Regions from separate parts of the Homo sapiens genome. Here all the other regions are linked to region 1. A link is a loop called in an ENCODE intact Hi-C map of the cell type or tissue named here. Cell type or tissue: mammary epithelial cell. All regions are shown on one strand.

Region 1 (8,000 bases):
ACTATTATTGTATTGCAATCTATCTCTTCCTTCAGAAGTTAGATATAATAATATTGCTCTCTCTCTCTCTCTCTCTCTCTCTCTCTCTCTCTCTCTATATATATATATATATATATATATATATATATATATATATATATTTGCTTAATATATCTGGGTGCCCCAATGTTGGGTGCATGTGTATTTATAAACATTATATCCTGTGATGAATTGACCACTTTATTATTATATAGCGAGTGTCTTTTTCTCTTTTTACAGCTTTTGATTTAAAGTCTGTTTTATCTGATATAAGTATGGCTACTCCTGCACTCTTTTATTTTCCATTTGCATGGAATATCATTTTCCATCTGCATGGAATATCATTTTCCATCCCTTTACTTTCAGTTTATTAGTGTCCTTACAGGTGAACTGAATCTCTTGTAGGCAGCACATAGTCAAGTTGTGTTTTCTTATCCATTCAGCCACTCTGTATCTTTTACCTGGGAAACTTAATCCATTTACATTGAATTTATTCCATAAGTTGGTGGAATAAATCTATCAATTTATTATTGATAGGTAAGGACTTACTCCTGCCATTTTTAAGTGTTTTTTGGCTCTTTTGTACATCCTGTGTTCCTTTCTTTCTCTCTTATTGTTTACCTTTGAGGTTTGGTGATTTTCTATAATAGTAAGCTTTGATTCCTTTCTCTTTTTCATTTGTGTATCTGCTATAGTTTTTTCCTTTGTAGTTACTACGGGGTTTACATTAACAATCTTAGAGTTATAGTATACTATTTTAAGTTGATAATAACTTATCTTTGGCTACATTTAAATATTCCAGACTTTTACCCTAACCACTCCCCCATTTTTAATTTTGTTGCTTAATTTATATCTTTTTATATTTTGTGTTCCTTAGCAACTTATTTTAGCATAGTTATTGTTGATCATTTTGACTTTTAACCTTCTGCTGTAGTTTGGATATGTTTGTCCCTCAAACCTCATGCTGAAATTTGATCCCCAATGTTGGAAGTAGGACCTAATGGGAGGTGTTTGTATCATGGGGGTGGATCCTTCATGAAAGGTTTGGTTCTGTTCTCATGGTAATGAATGCGTTCTTGCTCTGTTAGTTTCTGTGAGAGTTCCCCCAAGAGCTCATTGTTTAAAATAGCCTGGCACCTTTGCTCTCTCTCTTGCATTTATTTATCACCAAGTGATCTTTGCACATTCCTGCTTCCATTTTCCTTCCTGCCATGAGTGGAAGCAGCCTGTAGCCCTCACCAGAAGCAGATGGTGATGCCATGCTTCTAATACAGCCTGTAGAACCATGAGCTAAATAAACCTCTTTTCTTTATAAGCTACCCAGCCTCAGGTATTCCTTTATAGCAACACAAAAATGGACTAAGGCACCTTCATACTAGAGGTTTGAAAAAGTATGTATCATCATTACAGTAATATAGTATTCTGAATTTGATAACAAATTTATCTGCACCCGTGAGATTATGCTTTCATATGTTTCACAATAGTAATTATTGTTCCTTTACTTCTGGTTGAAGTACTCCCTTAAGTATTTCTTGTGAGGTTGGTCTAGTGGTGATGAATACCCTCAGCTTTGCTTGTCTGGGACAGACTATTTCTCCTTCATTTCTGAAAGATAGTTTTGTTGGGCATAATATTCTAGGCTGGCAGGTTTTTTTTCTTCCAGCACTTTGAATATATTATCCCATTCTCTCCTGGTCTGCAAGGTTTGTGCTGAGAAATCTGCTGATAGTTTAATGGGGATTTTCTTATAATGACTTCATGCTTTTATCTTGCACCTTTTAAAATTCTCTCTGTCTCTGACTTTTGACAGTTTAATTATAATGTTCCTTGGAGAGGACCTCTTTGGGTTGAACCTGTTTGAGGTCTTTTGAGCTTCATGGATCTAGATGTCCATATCTCTATCAAGACTTGGACAATTTTCAACTATTATTTTGTTAAATAAGATTTCTGTGCCTTTTACCAACTGTTAGTCCTCTGAAAACCTCATAATGAAGATATTTGTCAGCTTAATTGTGTCCCACAAGTCCTATAAGCTTTGTTTACTCTTTTTGATTCTGTTTTCTCTTTTGTACTGTGGGTTATTTCAAAAGACATGTCTTTAAGTTTAGAAATTCTTATTTCTACTTGATCTAGTCTGCTGCTGATGTTCTCAATTACATTTTTAATTTTATTCATTGAATTCTTCAGCTGTAAGACTTTGTTTGGTTCTTTTTTTATATACATCTATCTCTTTGTTGAATTTCTCATTCAGATCATGATTTGTTTTCCTGATTTCATTGAATTCTTTACCCATGTTCTCTTTTACCTCACTGAGTTCCCTTAAGATAATTATATTGAGCTTTTTCCAGGCAATTTGTAAATTTCTATTTCTTTGGGGTCAGTTAGTGGAGAGGTATTGTTTCTCTGATGGTGTCATATTTCTTTGTTGTTTTTTTTTCATGTTTGTTGTGTTCCTGCATAGATAGCTGTACATCTGGTGGAATGGTCACCTCTCCCAATTTTATAGGGTGGCTTTCATAGGGAAAGACTTTCATCTTCAGATATGTCCTAGAGTATACGTTGGGTAGGGTGCATTGGCTTTGGTTCCAGGTAGGCACAGTAGTAATCTCTATGAAGTTTCTTTTGCTGTATCAATATCAGTGATGCCTGTGAGTACCTCAGTGGCCTAGGCTGCTAGAGTTTGTGTGGCTGATCCACCCCACTTGGGTGCTGCTCCTGTGGAAGTGGGGCACCAGACTAGTTTGCATGCTGAGGGAGTATTTCAAGAGTTCTTTATATATTCTAGATACAAGTCATTTATCATTATGTGATTTGCAAATATTGTCTTTGAGTCTATAGCTTATCATCTTATTCTCATTTTATTCCCTTAATGTTGTGTCTTTCAAAGAATAGGTGTTCTTAATTTTGATGAAGTAAAATGGATCAATTTGTTCATTTATGAATTGTGTTTTTGGTGTCATATCTAAGCAATCTTTGCCTCATTCAAGATCACAAACATTTTCTATCCTTTTTCTAGTTTTATAATTTTATATTATGTCTATGATCTGCTTTGCATTAACATTTGTATACGGTGCAAGGTATAGATTAAGAAGTGTTTTTCTTTTTAATGTATGGGTATACAAATTTTCAGTACCATTTATTGAAATGACTGTCCTTTTTCCATTGAATTGCCTTTGCACTTTTGTTGAAAATCAATTGGTCATATATGTGTGATTCTGTTTCTAGACTAGTTCATTGATAACTACCCCTTTGCCAATTCTATACTACCTTGATTACTGTATTATTATGGTAAGTCTTGAAATCACGTAGAATGTCTTCCAACTTCATTCTTTTTCAAAAATTGCTTTGGAAATTCTGCTTCCTTTGCATTTTCATATAAAATTTAGAATTAGTTTGTTCACTTCTAAAAAAAAAAATCCTTCTGGGAATTTAATCGGAACTGCATTGAATCTATAGATCAGTTTGGGGAGAATTAACGTAACTATTGGGTCTTCACATCAACATGGTATGTTTCTCCATTTATTTAGGTCTCCTTTGATTTCTTTCATTAGTGCTCTCTAGTTTTCAGCATCCAGATCTTAAACATATTTAGTTTGATTCATTATTAACTTTTTTGTTGCTATCATAAATGATACTGTTTTTTCCTCATTTCCAATTTTACATTGCTGTTATATAAAAATGCAGTTTATTTTTGGTTGTTGTATATTGACCTGAGCTTAGGTCTTTATGGCTCCACATCCAGCTCTATGCTTCCCACTCCCCACCCTCTAGGCTGTTTCCTTAGCAGCAGGAGCAGCCCTGGGAACTAGGTTACTATGTTATGATCCCCATGCCTGACTCTGAGTCACCTTAAAGGAGTGAGTCACCAGCCTCTCTTGCAGTAGTTTTCCTCTCCCTAAAGCAAGGATTAAACCACTTGCTCTCTTATTGCTCCCAGGAATGTTAAAGATGAGTGACTAAGGCAGCAAGGGTGTCAGCACTCTGACATGAATAGTTTGACGTAATTGAGACCTGGTAGTTTTGTGGGTTTTTTCCTAATCCAGGTGTTATTGTCAATTACATGTTGGGAAAAAGAGATAAAGGTGGGATGAGTCAGGAGACAGCTGCTCACACTCTGTAGGTCTCCAGCGGCTTTCCTCCACCCTCTCACACAGCCTCAGAAGACCCCTGGTCCTCCCTTGTTTTGCCTACTCTCCCAACCCAAAAGTACCTCTTTCTCCCCTCACCTTTCTATTTTAACCATCTGAGAGATCCAGCTTGAGCCTTCCCTCCTCACCTTCTTCTGCTGCATGACATTACCCAGCACCTGTCAATCTCCCTGAGGCCATGATAGGCAGCACTGTCCCCCAGCTTGGGGTTAGATATCTGTCCCATCGCCCAAAAATATGAACGTGAGGAGGGCATCTTTTCTGTGGCCTGTCATAGGGCCCATTATATGCTGCAGTCGTGATGGGGGCTTAACAAATAAGTAAGTAAAGCCACGCTATGCTCAGGGTCTGCAGCTTTTCCTTCCCCTCCTTTCTTTGTGGTTTGCAGTTGTCTTGGGAGGGCCTTCTGTCTGGGTTTGACAGTGAACATGAGTAAAGTGAGCAGGGGCTTTGGCAAGAAGAGTGGTGAGCAGAAGCTGGTGGAGACTTGGGGGCTGCACAGGACCTAACTTTTGAAACTGAAAGCAAAGTCAAGTCTAAAATACATCACATTAACCCTCTTTTGGTCTGTCTGTCTCTTTCTCAGACAGTGTCCCTGCTGAGAGTAAGAAGTGTTCTCAAAGCCTTTTCCACAGCAGGAATGGGGCACGCGGGACTCGCATCCATTCATTCACAAAATGGTACCTGGTACAGAGTAAGGGATTAGAGAATATTGTTTGAATAAATGAACAAATGATTCTGCCTTATGTGCCAGGCACTGTGCTAGCTCTTTGGGACACTAAGATGAATAGAAAATGATATTAATCACCCAGGCGCGGTGGCTCACGCCTATAATCCCAGCACCTTGGGAGGCCTAGGTGGGGGGATCAGCTGAGGTCAGGAGTTCGAGACCAGCCTGCCCAACATGGCAAAACCCCGTCTCTACTAAAAATACAAAAAATTAGCCAGGCGTGATGACGGGTGCCTGTAATCCCAGCTACTCGAGAGGCTGAGACAGGAGAATCGCTTGAACCCAGGAGGCGGAGGTTGAACCAGGATCGTACCACTGCACTCCAGCCTGGGCAACAAGAATGAAACTCCATCTCAAAAAAAAGAAAGAAAATGATATTAATCCCCAAGCAGCTCATGGCCTAGTGAGGGAGGCAGATACAAACATATAAATAACACTCTGTGGGGAATCCCAGTGAGAGAGATCTCTTTAAGTGTATGTAGCGAGATCAGAGAGCGGAAAGTACCTCCTGGAAGATGTAACACTAGGCTTTCAAGAATGAGTAGGAGCTGGTCAGGTGTTAGTGAAGGGGTGAAGGGGAAGAGGCACAGGGACAACCTGAGTGTGGGGATGGGGAGCAGCATGGTGCTTTGGTGGTGCTACCGGCAAAGGTGAGTAGTCTGTGGTGTTCCCTCTGAAGCCGAGGACCACCACCAGCCCTATGGCTGCAGGGTCAGCACTGCACCTGGGACCATCTAGAACCTGGTTGATCTGGCATGGGAAGAAGTTGTTGAGTGATAACAGGTGCTGGCTTCTGTGCTGAGGCTTCCAGAGGTCCTCAGTGAATCCTCACCGCAACCCCCCAAGGGACGTACCAGGACTAGTCATTTTACAAGTGAGGAAATGGGTGCAGGGAGGCAAAGGAGCTTCCCCAAGGTCTCTGGCTTCTCAGTGGCAGAGTCCGGGCCCCTGACCCCTGCGGGATCCTACCTGCCTAGAGTGCTCCTGGAGAGCAGCGGGGAGGGATGCTGTTTACTGAACACCTTTTGTGGCTTGGTGCTGGGCTGGGCAGCAGATATCTGTGATCTCATTTTATTCTCACAAATATATGGGTGGGTGGTTTTATCTGCATTTTACAAGGGAGGACACTGCCCCATCCGATGTCACAGTTTTTGACTCAGAGATCCCCACTCCCGACACCACCCACACTCTTGTCCCTCCATGGCCCATTGGCCAACGAGCTCGCCACGCTCTGGACCCGTTTCTGAACCTCTTTCTGGGGTTGGCGCCAACTCCCGGAAGATGCCTTTGTACTTGCTTTTTCTACTCAGACCTCACTCTGGCCACTGAGCCTCTCCAAAAGCCTCCTCCAACACCCAACACCCTATTCCGTACAATTCTATATGCATTTGAAATGGGCTTCTGATGTCCTCTGGTGTTGGTCACCCCCAAGTGTCCACGAGAAGGTGAGCCCCTTTGGGCAGAGACCACCTTTTGTGCGGGCTTCCCGAGGAGAGTGGCCTGTTGCCACGCACAGAGCTGATGGGAAATGTGAGCTCTGGAGTTGTGGGGTGACACTGTCTATGTTGTATCGTTGCTGGAGAATTTGCTGGCCCAGGAGTTTTGGGGACCCTCTCCTCAGCTTGAGCTGCAGGCCCACGTCCGTCCCCTCACCCTGGCTCCCCAGGAGTCCTGCTGAGGGCTTCCTATAGGAAGCCAAGCTCTGAGACATGGAGCCACCCTCACCAGAGCCGCCTACGGGAAAGGAAGAGCCAGCCTCCTTTCCTTTGGGGCAGCTGGAAGACAATGTACAACACATTTTGAGAAAGTCTCTGCAGAACAAGAAAATTGACAAATACTTTCAGGTCTGTAGTCAAAGGAATCTGGAGTATGCTGCCTCCTTAGTTCATGACTAGCAGAAAATAAAAGGGTCTTTTTTTGTTTGTTTTTTGGGGTTTGTTTGTTTGTTTTTTCTGTTTTTTGTTTTTTTTAGTATAACAATGACTTATACAGTTGAGGTGAAGTGAAAATATCATTACAATAGAGGTGACATTAACTTGCTACCGATTGTGCCTGGTACTCATTGCAGGTAAGAGGTGAGCCATGCTGTTGGAGGCTGGTCTCTGTGGGCTAAGAGGTCCCCGGGCCTTCCCTCCTCCCTCACTTCCTGCAGGCAAGTAGGATGCGTCCTCCATGGAGTCTCTGCATTTTCTAACTCAATAATGGAGTCAGATATCCCGGTAGAGGACCAGGCTTGGGGGCCACAAGATGGGCCTAAAAGCGCATCTTGAAGGCCTAGTGTCACCTCCTCCAGGACTTCCTTGGTACTTCTCTCTCTCTGATTTCACTATATACACTTAGAAAAAAAGCTTTTCTTTTCTTTTTTTTTGGTTTGTTTGCTGTTGTTGTTATTTTGAGATAGGGTCTCACTCTGTCACCCAGGCTGGAGTGCAGTAGCACGATCATGGCTCCCTTCAGCCTTAACTTCTCAGGCTCAAGCAATCCTCCCACTTCAGCCTCCAGAATAGTTGATACTACAGGCATGTGCCACCATGCCTGGCTAATTTTTGTATTTTTTTTTAGAGACAGGGGATCACCATGTTGCCCAGGCTGATCTTGAACTCCTAGGCTCAAGTCATCTGCCCACCTTGGCCTCCCACAGTGCTGGGATTACAGGTGTAAGTCACCATACCCGGCCTGCAACAAGCTTTGATCTTGAACATGTGAGTTATTTTTACCAGGCCTCAGTTTCCTGATCTGTAAATGGGTATAACACCACACCGGGTGGATGTGAGGCTTCCACACACTGATAGGTCAACAGCAGTGCAGTGCCCTGGAGGAGGACCAAGCATGCCTCAGTGTTGAAAGAGTAACTAACTAGGTGCTGGCTGAGGACAGCACCTCCCCAGCTGTTGGGGGACAGAAGGGGGCACCGTTCTCGAAGCAGCTGCCCTGCTGTTGGGGATTTGGGGGATTTTGCTGTTGTGAGGGTGAGCCCTACCGTCTGCACCCCCTGCTCGGGCCCCGGCACTGCAGTGGGAGACTCACAGAACACTCTGGACAGAGGTTAAATGGTGAGGAACAGGGGTCCCCACAATGGCAGAGCTGGAGCTTCTGCAGCAGCA
Region 2 (8,000 bases), 70 kb after region 1:
TGTTGTCATGTGTCAGGAAGGGGAGAAGGCCTGGTGGCAGGGGTAGCTGTCACCCACTGATGGGAAATAAACCTAGGTGCTTCCAGCTTCCAAGGCGCCTCAGTTTTCTTTTGATGAGGACAAGAAAGAAGGCCGAGTATCCTGCCCTGAAATGCCTGTTGGCTGAAAGCTGTACATTCATTTTCTCTCATGGGTTAGTTACAAGGCACATGTGGAAAACAGGCTCCCGGAGGTTGCCAGGCACAGCTGGATTGATTGGGATAGCTGTGGGGAAAGGAGGAAGGAGCTCCGTAATCGATTTGTGATGTCTGCTGTGGCAGGGATGGAACAGGTTGTGGCTGGGCATGCTAGCCATTCCTGTGGGAGAGTGGCCTGGTGCCCAGATCTCTGTCCATGGTGTTTGTGCACAGCGTTGCTGAACCAGGGGTGGGTAGGTACGGGAGGCCCACCTGGCCTCTTGCCCTCTGGGGATCGTCTGCCAGCTGTCTTGCCTGCCGTGTGGGCGGGAAGGTCTGAGGGATCCATGCAGTCGGACTAGACATAGGTCCTTTTCAAAATGCATCCTCTGATTTGCAGCTGTTCTTGGTAGAACCCATTCCCCATGGCCTGCCTCTGTCACCCCAAGTTCTTACTGTTGCCTCTACCCAGGAGTTGCTGCCTGAGGCCTTTCCCACCATGGTTCTACTTTCTGTTGTTCAAGGCAGCAAACCCCTGGACCTTGATGGTTTAGGGATCTCTCTGACCTGGCGGGGGTGTAGTTGGAGGGGCCTGGCAGCTGGGGAAGCAAGTCCCCCAGTGCTATGACACAAGCTCAGGGAGAAAAGAGTCACACATGCCACGGAGTGCAGAGAGGCTGATGGCCACAGGAGAGCTGGTCTGGAAGGTGCCCACAGGGCCGGAGCCATGTCGATGTGGAGGCCGGGCTCAGCCTAGACAGGGCCCTCTATCCATCGGCTCTGCCCAGCCCCAGCCTCCAAACCCTTTCCATTCTCCCTCAGTTCCCAGAAATAGCCGTCTGTTGTTCAGCAAGTTCAAATGATGCCCGAGACCATCCGGGGACGTGCTGATTTGCAGAGGCTGCTTCCCAATACCTCACCCTGTCATCAGTTTCCCTGGCTCTGCCTCCCCTGGAGGCTGACGTGCTAGCACCTGCTTTTCTAATTGCTCAGACCTGTGTGCTTGAGGAGGGGAGTTGTCACATGGTCATGGGATGAGGCTTTTGGGGTCTTGTTACTAGGAATTGGTCCCAAGGTGTTCCACCCCTTGGCAGAGGGTTTTCTCCTCTACCCGATGAAGGGTGGGGTTCCACCCGAGGCCAGAGTTCTGGCGGCTGAGTCAGAGTCAGAGCATGTCCTTGAGTCCCCAGGGACAAACTCTGGCTTCCCAAGAAACACCATTTATCCAAAGCAGCCTGCAGCCCTGTACACTCCTTCCTGGGCCTCCAGCCCCATGGGTCTGGTTTCTGCCCTTTTCCTTTTCGGTTTCATGCCCCCTGGTCAGAACACCTCTTTGGCCATTGCCCTCCTGTCGGGGCAGCACCTGGAAGCTGGCATCCTGCCAGCAGCCCAGCCACCCGCTCCTCCAGGCTGGTCTGCTCCTCCAGGCCTTTTCTCCTGCACCCACGCCTCCGCCTGCCTCCCCTCATTCCATCATGCCCTTGTGGCTTTTTAATTCCACTAAATTTACTTTCCTGGAATCAGACACCATTGGGCAGCCACGAGGTCTGAGCTGATGACTTCCCAAGCTGCATTCTGCTCATTCCGGGTCCCTCCTAGATTCAGCTGCTCCTGTTCCTCAACTCGGGCCAAGCGAGGAGAGGGGTCCTGCTCTCTGCCCCAGCCCTCCCTCACTGGCGCTCCTGTTTTCCAGCCTCCGTATGCTGGAGGCATACCTGGACTGATTCATGTGTGTCTGGTTCGTTACCTCCCAGCTGGCGGGGAAGTTGGAGTCTCCCCGAAGGCCAGGATGGCAGGACCAGGCTTCTTCATGGCCGAGCTGGGGCCTCTTCATCTTCTCTGCCCAAGCCTGGGGGAGCCATCCCTCCCCATCCCTCTCCTCTGTGTCCTCCAGCATCAGACTTGTTTCTGTGATCAGATCACAAAGAGGGAGCGCACACAGGTGTAGGGGGTTCCTGCTCCCCCAGGTCTGTGCGGGGCAACAGCAGGTTAAGGAGCTAAGGCCAAAGCAATTAGCACAATGCACGCCCTGCTCGGAGCCCAGAGCCTATGTGGCAGCCGGTGCCGCTCAGGGCAATTTGTTCTGGTGCTAATTACAACACCAGGATAATGATGCTGTGGCCAGGTTTAATTTCTCTGATGTTAAATAGGAAAGAAGCCATGAGTTACTGGCTCAGATGGAAATTGGCTCAAGTGTGTCTCTGACACCAATTACCAAGAAAAAGGATTAGGTGGGGTCCAAGGTGTCAGGGCAGTGCCCATGTTGGGAGCTGAGGAAGGAGGCTGCTCAGATGCCAGCCCCGAGCCAGCCTGGTCCTCTGAATGCAGGAGGCACTAGGAAAGGGAGTGATGGGCTGGCCATGCTCTCTCAGCCCCCTGCAGGGGGTGAGCCTTCTAGAAAGGTAAGGGCATTGGAGGAAAGAGGGAGGAAGGAAAGGAAGAAGTGCTTCTGGAAAAAGGAGACTTTCTCCAAGGAATAGCACCCACTGCCCCACCTTTGTAGCCTCAGTTCAGTGGCCGCCTCCTGCCGGCCCACTGTGAACTCGCTCCTGCCCTCTGAGATGCTCCAGCTGATGTCACCCAAGGCCACTTAGCACTTAGTGGGCACGTCTGCCTATGTTGGCCTCGATTTTCCTCTCCAACTAGTCAGCTCCCAAGGGAGAGACATGAATTCCTGTCTCCCCTGAGTGCCCAGCCCAGAGCCACAGCCACCACAGGGCAGGAGCCAGCATTTGGGAGAGCCATGTTCTGCTGTGGTGACGTATCCACCCCGGGGCGGGAATGAGCAGGCCTCGCAGACTCGGGGCCTGGAGCTCAGGATTGGTGCCAAGATTTACAGAGAAGGGCCTGAGTTGACGTGGCACGTAAGCTTCTGAGTCATCGGGCTTTCAGGGGAGGGTGCTACCTCTCTGTCTGTGTCTGTCTGTCTGTCTTTCAGGCTCTCTGTCTCTCTCTGCGTCTCTCTCTGTCATGTTCTCCCTCCCCATCTCTCCATTGCTGACAAATATTCTATTAGGCTATGAGCGAGGAGACGGGCAGGGAGCCTCTCACAGGCAGGGCACTAGAGCCCATGTGGCCCATAGGCTCATAAAGCCATTGGCATGACCAGTAACCACCATGTGAGGTCACCAGGACAGCTGGGGAGGGACCAGATGACCTGAGCTCAGCCCACTCCAGCTGGGCAGGGCCAGAGCCATGACCTGGAAGAGGCCACCTCTTCCCCTCTGCTGGTGGCACCCATCCTCAGCATTGCTGGGGGCTCTGTGTCACAGCTGACAGGGCCTTCAGGCTCCCCTGAGCCTACCCAGTGCATTTTCTAGAAGGATTTCTGAGACCCAGCGAGAGCAGGGCCAGGCCCAGGTCACCCAGTGGGTCAGGGGAGGAGCAGGCAGTGCTCCGTTCTCCCGATGCCTTGGCCTCTGCCCCTACCGCCTGATGTGGGTGTCACTGCAGCCGCAGGACCCTGAGCCTCGTGAGGTAGAGGAGGCATGAAGGGGTGAGCTGGACAGAGCGGTCCCTCCTGTTTGGGATTTTCTGATGGTTTCGAGGGGTAGGCAGCAGAGGTTCAGGGCCCCCTGACCTCCTCATGTGCCCCTTTCTCCTGGTCCTCCACCTTCCGTCCTTCTCTGCATTCTCCGCCTGCCCCCGCAGGGGACCAGGCCCCCATTCCAGGCCAGACTTCCCTGCAGATTCTGTATGGCTCATTTGGAAACTATTTCTGCTTCTAATGAGTGTTTTCCTTTGTGCCCTTGTCCTCTAAAATGCTTAATGACTGCTTTCCGTGCTCGAGTGAAGCGGGGGTGTGTCCCCGCATGGCTGCCATTGCCAGGCCGGAGCTGTTTGGCTGCCAAGCCCGGCTTGCTTGGGTGGAGGCAGCGGGGGGTCCTTCCTGGCCCACGCTGGCAGCACAGACCAAGCCTGTGGGGGCAAGAGCACGGCTGCGGGGAGACGAGGACCCTGGGGCCTTAGGAGACCACAGGACAGGGTGGCAGTGCAGGTCGGGGCTCCCACATCACTGGAACAGGCAGATCTTTGAGCCTGAGTTCTAGGAGTTGAGCTCCTTGGGGGACTCTGGATTCAGAGTCTGAGGAGCTGGATTCCAGCTCTGCCTGGACCTACCTGAGCACCAGGAGCGGTGACCATGCCACTGGACACCTCTGGTGCTGACTCCTGGCTGGGCAGTGAGCCTCCACCACGCACCACACTTCACCTGGGAGAAAACAGCCTCCGAGAAGCTCCACAGTTGCTCAGTCAATAGGGGGCAACCATCGCTGCCCTCCGCTGCCTCCCCTGGGGGCACCACCATCACCCCTGTTTATAGATGAGGCATTTGAGAATCAGAGAGATTGGGCACCTTGTAGCAGATCACGGAAGTGGCCAGAAAGTGGGACAGCTGCTGGGCCCTCAGCCTGGATGCTGTCTGCTTGCTGCCCCCACATGAGCCTTTGCCAGCCCTGGGTCCCCCTAGAAGTAGTGGGTGCAGGGCACAGGGGTGCCATCACCCCCTAGAGCAGGCACCGTGAGACTAAGCACCACAGGCATTGTGGCCAGAACAGAGCCCAGCCACAGCAGCCTCTGTGGCTGGTGCTGCTGAGTGGGGACTCGGGGCGGGGACAATGCCAGTTCACCATGGGGTTCACTCCAGGCGGTCCTGGCCCCAAAGGGCCCCCATGTCCAGGAGCGAAGTTGCCTTTACCTGGGACTCACCACCCCCCAGGAGAGGAAGAAGATGCCTTCTCCATGGGGCTGCCTCTGGGCAGGATCCAGGCTTCCCCACAAGGCCTGGGGCTCTGAAACCAGGTTCACAGGGGAGAGATGAAGCTCCAGATCCCCAAATCAGTGGGCCTTCCATCCCCAGAGTGGTCAGCTGCTTGTCCACCCTGGGGCTGAGAGCAGGGTTTCCTAGGGTAGTTCCCAGAGAGGGGAGAAGGGCAAGGCTGCAGGGAGAGGCCCTAGGGGAGATGCCCCGGTTCCACTCCTGCCCCAGGCCATCTGCCCTCCATGGGAGCCCTGCAGAGTTAGCCAGAACATGGATCTCTCCAGCCAGAGCAGGTCCCATTGGCATACTTGGCCTTTTGGCCCATAGGAGGAACAGCTGGGGCTGGGGCAGCTCCATGGCAGAGGGACCGGCAGTCCTAGAGCCCAGGCTCGGGGCTCCCCCAAGGAGGAGGAGGAGGACAAGTGGCCTCTCCAGGCTGCTACAGCCTCTGGAGTTCCATACTCAGGCCCTAGAGAAGCCACTTCTGCTCCTTGTTCAGGAGACCTTGCAGCCAACAGCCTTTTCAGCCTCTGCCCCAGACACAGGCCCTATAGGCCTCAGCCCAGGCATGCCCCCAGGGAGTCCTCCCTTCATGCTGCAGCCCTCAAGAGGGGCCGTGGGGCCCCCTCACTGCTGAAGAATCTTTTCAGAGGGACAGGCCCTGCAGGTCCCTGAGGGCAACTGAGTCCCAGGCACCCCCAGCCAACAGAGAAGAGAGTAGGCCGTGAGCCCTCCTGGCCCAGCTCCAGGGACCGTGGCACCTCATGGTGGGTCTGAGATGAGCCCAGCTCCACACTGGGGCATTAGTGTAGTTTTTCTCCACTGACGCCGGAACCTGGCTGTGGAACGCGATGGCCTCTCTGAGCCGACTGCCTCTGGCTCCCCAGGAAGGGTCCTCAGGATGTGTCTCTTCTGGGAGCACCAAAGCGTGCTGCTGTGTCAGGTCTAGGCATCCTGCAGGGTCCCTGAACCCCAGCCCCTGCCTGCTGCAACCACACAGGAGGCTGCCCTTCCGGGGCCACCCCCCTGGACACTGGGTGAGTGGATGGGCACCATCAGCCCTCTGTGTGGGGTGGGGTTTAGACCCGTCAAATAGTGGGGTTAGGATCACCCAAAGAAGCACCTATTAGCTGTGTGACACTGGGCAGTTTGTCTAATTTCTCCGAGTCTCAGTTAGCTCATCCATAAAATGGAGCCAACAGCAAAGAAGCAGCTATTAGCTGTGTGACTCTGGGCAGTTTGTCTAATGTCTCTGAGTCTCAGTTAGCTCATCCATAAAATGGAGCCAACAGCAAAGAAGCAGCTATTGGCTGTGTGAATCTGGGCAGTCTGTCTATTTTCTCTGAGTCTCAGTTTGCTCATCCATAAAATGGAGCCAACAGCAGCATGGAATACAGAGGCTGTTGGAGGAGTGGAAGTCTGCATTGATGCCGTGCATAAAATGTCACCCAGTCCCTGGCACAGGGCAAGCATCCACGAATGATAGCTTGATGCTGCCAGCACCAGGTAGACCTGTAAGTGGACATCCTGAATCCCGGAGAAAGCGTCTGTGACATCCCCACCCCATCCCTAGCATCCCACCTCTGCATTCTCTCTCCCAGAGGCGTTGAGCTAGGCTGAGCCAGCCCCTCCCAAAGCCTGAGCCAGGCAGGAGCCCCGCTGGTACAGGCAGCCTCTCTACCCTTCATACCACCCTCTTCTGCAGCCCGGACAGAGAAGGGAGCAGAGGCTACACCAGGGTGGTGCTGTCATTGCAATAAATGTCCCTTAGCCACCCAAGAGACTTGATGTCTATTTGGAGAATGAGCAGCTCTTTGGCAACCCAAGTGTCTCCCCAGAAGTGCAGCCTCTCCCCGCACCCCACTCCAGGACCATGCCCTGCAGCCCTCAGGAAGGACTGCCCTGGCGGTGAGCTGTGAGCTCGGTCATGGAAGGGACTGCAGGCCAAGTGGGACACCCTGAAGAGTATGGCCGCGCTCGCCCCTCAGCCCGTGGCCTCCTCCTGGTGGTGGGGACCTCTCCACCCGGATGAGCTGGGCTCTTCCCTGGCAGGCCATCTCTAGGAAGCACAAGCTAGCTTAACAGGATATCATTTCTTTCTTTCTTTTTCTTTCTTCTTTTTTAAAAATCTTTCTTAAAATGGAGAATATTATAGCTTCATAAAAAATACCTGAGCTTTTTGCTCAGCAACCATTTTTATGTTTCATCAGGGTGAAATAGAAATGGCTTGGAAATAAAGCCTGACGGCACTGGCTCTGTACCTGGGCCTTCTACTGCCATCTATCGCTGGGGCAGGGCTCCACGGCTCCCACCAAATGAGGCTTGGCGGGGGGGATTAGAGCAACAGGAGGCCTTGCTGTCAGGCTGACACTCTGCCCCAAAGAGGACATTTGGACCCATGTGCTTCAAGGAAAGGAAGCAAGTCGCTCCCTGAGGGGTCCTGGCCTCCACATCTGGGCTCAGCAGGGAGGGGAAGGTGTCCCAGGCCTGCCAGACCCTCTGCGCACCATCCCGCAGCCCAGCCCTGGTATCTTTGGTGTTATAAGCACCCTGTGTTACCTTCAGCCACCAAGAGTGGGGACGTGGCTGATGCCGAGGTGCCCCTATACACGCTCACCACCGTGCATGGCTCAGGAGACCACAGCCCTGGCCGTGCGTGACGGCCACTGAGCGCTTGATCAGAAACTTCAAGGCCTGGCTTTTGGTTCTCACAGCTACCCTGGGAAGGAAACAGGGCAGGGGTGAGTTCGTCCCAGTGTTTCATAGAAGAAGAAACTGAGGGTCAGGAAGAGAATAAGGGGCTCCAAAAGACATAGGGTAGGCAGGGCCCTGGTCCAGGCCCTTTAAACAGACGTGGTCCCTGTCCTGGGGGAGCCCACAGGCCACAGCGGCCAGGCCCAAGGTGCACACATGTGCAGTGAGCAGAGATGAGAAGGAAGAGCAGCTTCCAGAGCCTGGATGTGCTGGCCTCACAGGGACCAGTCCTGATGCCAAGAAGGGCAAGAGAAAGGTTGACCGACCCTGACATAAACCCCAAGTTTCCCCTGCCCTGGCCCTTGGCGTCC
Region 3 (8,000 bases), 140 kb before region 1:
ACCTCAAAAAAAAGTCTTAAATTATAGCTTCCACCTAAAAGGTGGGCAGAACGAGGCTGCCTTGATCATTGCTTTACAGCTGGTGGGGTTGCTCTGTTCTCATCAAACTCATTTCCCCTTTGCAGGAAACTCCTAGGACACCCCTTCAAGGGACACCAGCCTGGGCGATGCCATTTCTTGTTGTTGCCCAGGTTGCTTCTGTCACACCAGCACCTAGCACAGTAAGGCTTGGTGTGTGTTTCCTGAATGACTGAATGCACGTCTGAGAGCTGCTGCTGCAGCACTTCTGGTGTCTGATGAAGGGTGGTTGCTTCCTCCCAGTGACTGAGCAGATGCGTGTGTTGACATTGGCAGAGAGGTCGGGTGCCAGCAGCCTCCTTCCAGGTGCAGAACCGATCACACTTGCCTTTTCCTGGAAGGCGGTTGGTTAAGTAAACCTTATTGAAGTAGCTCCCCTCCCAGATTAATGAATACTTTCAGACATGATATGAAATGTTTGGAAACGAGATGCGACACGGTATTTTGGCCGCATTTTTTTTTTCCCTTTCATAACACCTGGCAACAAGATTCTCAGGCTAAATACCAGACAAGTGTGCGCTTCATTATGTATAGTAACTTCGTCTATAACTTTTTTTAAGCCCTCCAGATGGAAGCATGGTATAAATGTGGAGAGGCTGAGAAGGGGAAATGGAAATAAATGCACTAAGAAATAAAGAATCTGTTTTTTATACTTTCTTTTGCAAATAGTGTTTGCCGTGACATATTGTGAATGGACTGAATTATAACAAAACCAGAAATGAAACAGAGCTCGGGGGTAGGGAGAGCAATTGTTACACTTACTTTAACTGATATAATGCAAAGCAACGCTTTTTACACTCAATTAGTTTGTACATTGTGTTGGACACAAACCAGAATGCAGAACATTTTTGGGTTTTGTTTTTACATGATTAAGGGAGATGAGATGAAATAAATTCAGTGAATTATCCTCCGTTTCTTTTAGGTCTGAGATGTTTTTGTTCTGTTGTTCCTCACCCCTGGTATTGAGTGCATAACCCTTTTTCCCGGGTGTAAGGAGCTAGAGAGCCCAATATTTGAAAGCCCAGAGATCTATGGGCTTTCAGTAGAGTTCCTTCTTCCACTTTAGGGCCATCTTTGGCTACATAAACAAGGACACGAATCAGAGCTATTTACATCTGGCATTTTACCATATTCTGTGCTTAGAATATCAGAAGAGGCTAGCAAGCATGATCGAAGCCAACAGATGTTAGTGAGCATTTAGGCAGCAAAAGTATTTCCAAGGCTGTATATTTCAAGATCCTTGCTTAATTCATTTTGCTTAATTATACTTTCTTGAATTTTTAATGCTCCTAATATGATAATATTAAGAATTGCAGTGTGTGGTTATGGATTGCTCATTTCAATATATGTTAGATATGAGGGGATGTGTGGGTTAATGCTGAGAGCCAGGAACAGATGAACTTGGGGGTCAGCTCAGTGTCTTTCCTGTGCACAGCTCTAGTTGTCTCCTCTGGGAGGGGCCCAGGAAGGGCCTGGATGCTCCTGCAAAGGACGCTTCTGCAAAGGATGCAGAAAAGCATTCCTCAAACTTTCATGTGCAGACAGGTGCCCTGGGGATTCTGATTCAGTTGGTCTGGGTGGGGCCTGAGATGCTGCATTGATAGCAAGTCCCTGGTGCAGCTGATGCTGCTGGTGCCACGGATCCTACTTTGTGTTGTGGAAGTGAAGTCAGTTGTATTCTACAAAGGCTGCTGATCAACAAGTACCACACACAATGGAAGAGAACAAGTGCCTGCCGATGGAAGCCATGCCTGTGATACCTGGCACATGCAGTTTCCTTCTGGCGCAGGAGTTGTGGTCAAGGACCTTGGTCAGACTCTTGTCTTTTAAAAAGATCATCCCTGCTTTCATGTGTGCAAAAGGAAAGCCACGTGTGTAGAGCACTCGGTGATTCTGTGTTTTGTATTCAAAACCACAAACACTAATAAGAAAACAATAGGAGAAACCTGTTAGGTATAATATCCAATTATAATTATTTTTACTCCAAAAAGCACATCAAATAAATAATGCAGTTTATGTTACTTCTAGAAAATGCGGCAGCGTTAGTTAATTTACATAAATTATACAACTCATTATCTTTGTTTATAAAAAGACTTAGCAATATTTTGGCTTATGGATCTGAAAGGGGAAAAAATATCGCAGACTTCAGTTCAGTGTAATTTTCCTTTCCTGCACGGCCACCTTTTTATTTATTTACAGAAAGAGCATCTGTTTGACAGATCCCCTTAGGAGTACTGCCCTTTCCTTTTGATGAATAGAATGCCTTAAGTTTGACTTTTGTTTATAAAAAGCCAAATAAATACAAGTGAATTAATCCAAGCAGCAAGAGAATGCTCTGAGTAGCAGTCGCGGCTTCCTTGGCTGACACCAGGGCCTGCAGGGGTGGGGAGGGAGCCTCAGGGGCCAGGGAGCCGGGTTTTTCTGGCCTCGTGCTTGTCTTTTCTGCTGCAGAACTTCTCAGGCAGCCTCGAGTTAGATGTGCCAGTGCCACCCACTCAGGGTCAGCTCCTGAGCAGGTGAACTGTTCCTGCGCTGTCCCAGCCAGCAGCCATGAGCCACATGTGGTGGTGAGTCCTGGAAATGTGGCTCATCCAAGTGCCATGAGTGTGAGACCCACACAGCTTTTCAAAGACCTAGCATGAAAAGAAGCCACTTTTTATTATTTTAGCTTTTTAATTTTTTTTTTTATTTGAGACAGAGTCTCATCTCACTCTGTCTCCGAGGTTAGAATGTAGTAGCACTATCTCAGCTCACTGCAACCTCTGCTTCCCGGGTTCAAGTGATTCTCCTGCCTCAGCCTCTTAAGTAACTGGGATTACAGGCACCTGCCACTATGCCTGGCTAATTTTTGTATTTTTAGTAAAGACAGGGTTTCGCCATGTTGGCCAGGCTGGTCTCGAACTCCTGACCTCAAGTGATCTGCCCACCTTGGCCTCCTAAAGTGCTGGGATTACAGGTGTGAGCCACTGCACCTGGCCAAAAAGAAGCCACTTTAAATAACCCATTAATATTTTTGTGGATTACATGTTGAAATAATAGATAAAATATATTATTAAAATTCATTTTTCCTGTTTCCATTTTACTTCTCTACTGTTGCTACTAGCAAAGTTTAAACATGGCTTTATTATATTTCCACTGGACAGCCCTGGGCCTGCCCTAGACTAACAGAGAGGCTGGAGACCTAGATTACTCTTAATCACACCCATTACCAAGACTCTGATTCTTCCACTGGTCCTGCGTCAGGCTCTGACTCATAATGAGAAACAGGATACGGCTCAGTGACAAGGGTAGGGCTTGTTTGATGGTTTGCTTGGAGACTTGAAAGGCACCTGGGAGAACAACATAGTGTAAGAAAGTGGAGCTCTCTTCCCTTGACAGTACTTGGCTGTTGCTTCTAGCTTAAATATTAAAGTCTCTGCTGGTGGATGGAGGAGCCCAGCTCCCAGGTTGTTTCAAAGTGGAAACTGGTGAAGCCTAAATTTGCCTTCATTGCTTATGCAGATCCAGTAGATTGGCAAGAGAACAAGCCTGCCCCGAGGCAGGTCTGCAGAGCGGGGGCGTGCTTGGCAGAGGAGGGAACAAGGAACATGGTTCAGTTGCGGCCAGACCTAGGCCTGGCCATGTGCCAGGGTGCCTGGACTTTGGACACCGGTGTGTTCAGAGTGTGATCTGATACTAGCAGGACTTCTGGCTGGGAGCGCCACTGTGGGTCCACCACAGGGACGGCCTGGGACCCCAGAGCCCTTTCCCTCATAAGACTTGGGAGTTAGAGACAAAGGGATGTCTGCCATTTATCAGTTGATGGTTAATAATTTAATTCTTCCCTGCATCCATTTATTGAAGAAACATAAGTCCACGATGTGCCACACTTTGCTAGGCACTGGGGATACAGTAATGCACAAAACAGATAGGTTCTTCACCCTCTCGAAGCTCCCAACTTGTGGGAGCGGGGAAGAAACAGACAGGACAGAGGAGTGCAAGAAGTCCCTTAGGAGCCCTGAGAGAAGGACTAGAGGACAGTGTGCAATGCATATGCCTAGATGACAAGTAGTGGCCAGGCACTGGCCCTTGGTGACGGAGGAGGCAGGAACATTTGGCCTGTGACTAAGGGAGGAAAGGCCATTGCTGCAAAGAGCTGGGCAGGGCTTTCTTGGGGACAGGACAGTGGATGCCCTAAGGCTGGAAGGACCTTGGTTGCTCTACTGCCAGAAAGGGATCTGTGGGCCTGGAGAGCAGTGGACAAGGAGGGGGCGCGGTGGAGGGGCCAGGACCCAGGTGGCACAGCAGGATCAGCTGTGGTATAGATCTTGGATTCTGTTCTAAGTGTCATGAGAAGCCACTGATGGGATCGTAGCAGGGGTCTGGAAGGCAGTGGGGGAGGTTCTGGACAGGTAACTTTGCTTTATGCTGAGTGATGCTGGATATGTCCCTTAGACCCTCTGGCTGTTGGCTTCTTCATCTATGGAGTGGAAAGGCTAAGAGAGTGGAAGAGAGGTGGGCCAGAATGTTCTCCGAGGTTCCTTCCTATTTAAAAGTGCCATGATTTGGAGAGATCCCAGTTTTTTTCCCTTCTTGGAGTAGAGTTACCTTTATGGCTTCTGGGATGGATTTTAGATGGCTTCACAGTGCCAGCATTTCTGTGAAGTCATCAATTCATATCCATGAGTTCTTTGGCTTCATAAGATAAAAGAAGACAGAATGCACAGGACTGTGTTGGAATTGCCATGGAGTGCCTAGGTTTTCACTCAGCAGTTCCATGGTGAGACCTGTGCATTGGTAAAGTTTTAGGAGCTTTCTGGGTCAATGATTCTGCACATCAGCAGGATTGATCCCCTGGAGTTTGTGCCTCTATTAGGGGACTAAGAGGGCCCCTGTAGCCAGAGGCTCCAGAGGCTCTCTGTAGCAGTGTGCCAGATGCCTGTGACATACTCCATATTTAACTGTTCAGACCTACCAGCAGGCCAAGGGTTTTAGTTCAGAGATTCTGAGCACCTCACTTTGCAGCTGGGGAATCTGATGGAGCTCACAGAATAAACAAATCTGTGGTAGGCTGAGGGGCCCTGTGATGGGCTTTTGTCACATGCTGATGAGTCATTTGCTGAGATGGCAAAGGGATTGGTTGTCATGAGGGCTGCTAGTGAACATTGGGATCTTGGGGCCCTGACACAGCTGGTGAGCAACATTCTGATGCATGTTCCCCTGCCCCTCTCAGTGAGGAAGCCAGCTGAGCATCTGCACAAAGCTTAAGAACCCAAGGGGTAGAGCTAAGTGCTAATCTGACTCCCTCTTGGACACCTATAAAAATGTCCAGAGGCTTCCAATGGCCATGGCAAAGTAACTGGTAGTGAACTTATCATCCCACCCAAACCAACTAGAACACTGGACACAATATAGGAAACAACTATTGTTGGATAATGGACAGCAGGCAGGAAGGACTGTAATATCTAAGAGGAGGAAATAAACAAGCTCTGGCTTTCTGGCTGGAGGCATTTTCCAGACAGTGCATGGGGGTGAGTGGCAACCAGGCAGAGTACAGCAGTGTAGCAAAGTTGAGGAGGTGACAACTAGAGTTTGGGGAGGCTGAGACAAATGGAATCCATAGGGTAGAGTGCTGAAGAGTACAGAGGAGAAGGGGGGGTCAGCAGAGAAAGAGGTCCAGAAATCTGGATAGAAGATGTCCTTGATTCTTTGGCTAAATACTAAGCTGTGTATGCATCATGAAACTGTATGAGGTTGGTCAAAAGACAACCACTGTGGGCCAGAAGCTAAAACTTCTCAGGGTTCACACAGAACTGGGAACCACTGTGAGCCAGAAGCTAAGACTTCTCAGAGCTCACCCAGAACTGGCAGATGTTCAAGTTCAAACTAGTCGGTGTGAAGAGATGCTAATGAACACCTGGGTATTCCACAGAGACCCCAGAATGATCACATCTTAATAATGGAGCTAAACTCTCCCTGGAGTGAAGACAACTCCAGACCTACCCTAACAAAGCGTATAAACAAATCAAAATGAGCAAGCTGATCTGCAAATAATGCAAGTGCCTAACAAAGCTAAATCCAAAATTCTTTAAAGTAAGACAACGAAATCCACACTCAACAGTATATCATTCACAATGCCCTGCATTCATTACTAAACATATAAGGAAACAGGAAAATATGACCTATATCCAGGAGAGAAATCAGCCAGTAGAAAGAGGACCCAAAATAACATAGATATGGAATTAAAAGACAAGAGCTTCAAATAATCTATTATAAATATCCTCAGCCATTTAAAGGAAAAGAAGAACAGAGTGAGGTGAGAACCATAATATATAAGAAGAACCAAAGAGAATTCTTTGAATTGGACAATACAATATCTAAAGTGAAAATGTCACCAGATGAGTTATCTATTGATATGTAACAAATAACCACAAATGTATCAGCTTAAAACAACACACATTTATGATCTCACAGTTTCTGAGGGTCAGGAATCCAGACATGGCTTGACTGAGTCCTCTGCATCAGGGCCTCTCACAAGGCTGAAATCAAGGTGTGAGCCAGGGCTGAGGTCTCATCTGAAGGCTTGACTGAGGAGGACCTGCTGCTAAGCATTCTTGATTGTTTTACAAAATCAGTTCCTTGACAGATGTTGGATCAAGGGCTTCAGTTCTTAGCTGACTGTTGGGCACAGGCCACCTTTGTTACCTTGCTATATGGACCTCCAATATGGCAGGTTGCTTCATCAAAGAGTGCAAGCCAGAAAGATAATAGAGAAAGTTTGCTAGCAATATAGAAGTCACAGTTTTTTGTAACCTTATTACAGAAGTGACATCTCATCATCTTTGATGTATCCCATGAGTTGGAAGCCAGTTATCAATATGCCCAGAATCAACAGGTTGAGATTACACAAGGGATTGAATACCAGGCAGTAGATTTCATTTGGGGTCATTTTAGAGTCTGGTTATCGCAATGGGATTAATACCAGATTAGACACAGTGGAAACAAAAGATAAGTGAACCTGAAGATAAAGCAACAGGAACTGCTTAAACTGAAGCACTCAGAGAAGAAAGGTAGGGGGAAAAATAATAGAGTGTGGTAGAGTATCAGAGAACTAGAGAGCAACATCAAATGATCTAACAGACATATAATTGGAGGCCCAGACCATGAGGAGTGGGTGGCAGAAAAATAGTTGAAGAACAGGTGGTCAAGACTTTTCCAAATGTGATGAAACTAAAGAGTCACAGATCCTAGAAGCAGGAGAAATACAAAGAAGAGAACATCAAGAAATATAATCAAGTTTGCTAAAAACCAGCAACAAAGAGGAAATCTTTTAATTAGGCAGAGAAAAACACATTACAAAGATAAGAATTACCACTGATTTCTCATTACAAACATTGCAAGCTGGAAGACAATGCAACATCTTTAAATTGCTAAAAGGAAAAACCTAGAATTCTATATTCAGTGTGCATATTCTTCAAGAGTGAAGGTAAAATAAAGACATTTTTAGACCAAAAAAAGTGTTGCTAGCAGATCCATACTACAAGATATATTTGCTAGCAGATCTATACTACAGGATTTATATATATACACATATATATACATATATACATATATATACACATATATACATACACACACACACACACACACACACACACACATATATATATATATATATTTTTTTTTTTTTTTCTTGTGAGATGGAGTTTCACTCTTGTTACCCAGGTTGGAATGCAATGGTGTGATCTCGGCTCACTGCAACCTCTGCCTCCCAGGTTCAAGCGATTCTCCTGCCTCACCCTCCCGAGTAGCTGGGATTACAGGCACCCACCACCACGCCTGGCTAATTTTTTGTATTTTTAGTAGAGAGGGGGTTTCATCAAGTTGGCCAGGCTAGTCTCAAACTCCTGACCTCAGGTGATCCGCCTGCCTTGGCCTCCCAA

What was found. A loop is a pair of places that touch in the nucleus more often than their neighbours do. Peaks named below come from ENCODE experiments on the same cell type or tissue, not always from the same donor. Only the 100,000 strongest peaks of a DNase experiment are listed, where the experiment ranks them.
Region 2: a loop joins it to region 1, with 5 times the contacts of the local background. A loop is called at or near these places in 3 of 110 quality-filtered maps.
Region 3: a loop joins it to region 1, with 4 times the contacts of the local background. A loop is called at or near these places in 3 of 110 quality-filtered maps.

The regions. Positions count from the first base shown.
Region 1 is chr1:7,398,099-7,406,098 of GRCh38, forward strand. The region is part of intron 5 of CAMTA1 (calmodulin binding transcription activator 1); the gene reads left to right. Among named protein-coding and RNA genes, the nearest start is that of CAMTA1-AS2, 12 kb to the left of the region's middle. RefSeq lists enhancers at 3,333-4,532, 5,154-5,654. In mammary epithelial cell, no CTCF peak of the experiment used is centred here; DNase peaks (open chromatin) are centred at 3,953 and 5,403; H3K27ac peaks cover 1,801 bases.
Region 2 is chr1:7,468,078-7,476,077 of GRCh38, forward strand. The region is part of intron 6 of CAMTA1 (calmodulin binding transcription activator 1); the gene reads left to right. Among named protein-coding and RNA genes, the nearest start is that of CAMTA1-AS1, 30 kb to the left of the region's middle. RefSeq lists enhancers at 2,513-3,057, 4,780-5,471 and a silencer at 3,033-3,182. In mammary epithelial cell, no CTCF peak of the experiment used is centred here; a DNase peak (open chromatin) is centred at 3,014; H3K27ac peaks cover 1,713 bases.
Region 3 is chr1:7,262,558-7,270,557 of GRCh38, forward strand. All of the region lies in intron 5 of CAMTA1 (calmodulin binding transcription activator 1), which reads left to right. Among named protein-coding and RNA genes, the nearest start is that of CAMTA1-IT1, 98 kb to the right of the region's middle. In mammary epithelial cell, no CTCF peak of the experiment used is centred here; DNase peaks (open chromatin) are centred at 3,344 and 3,624; H3K27ac peaks cover 2,240 bases.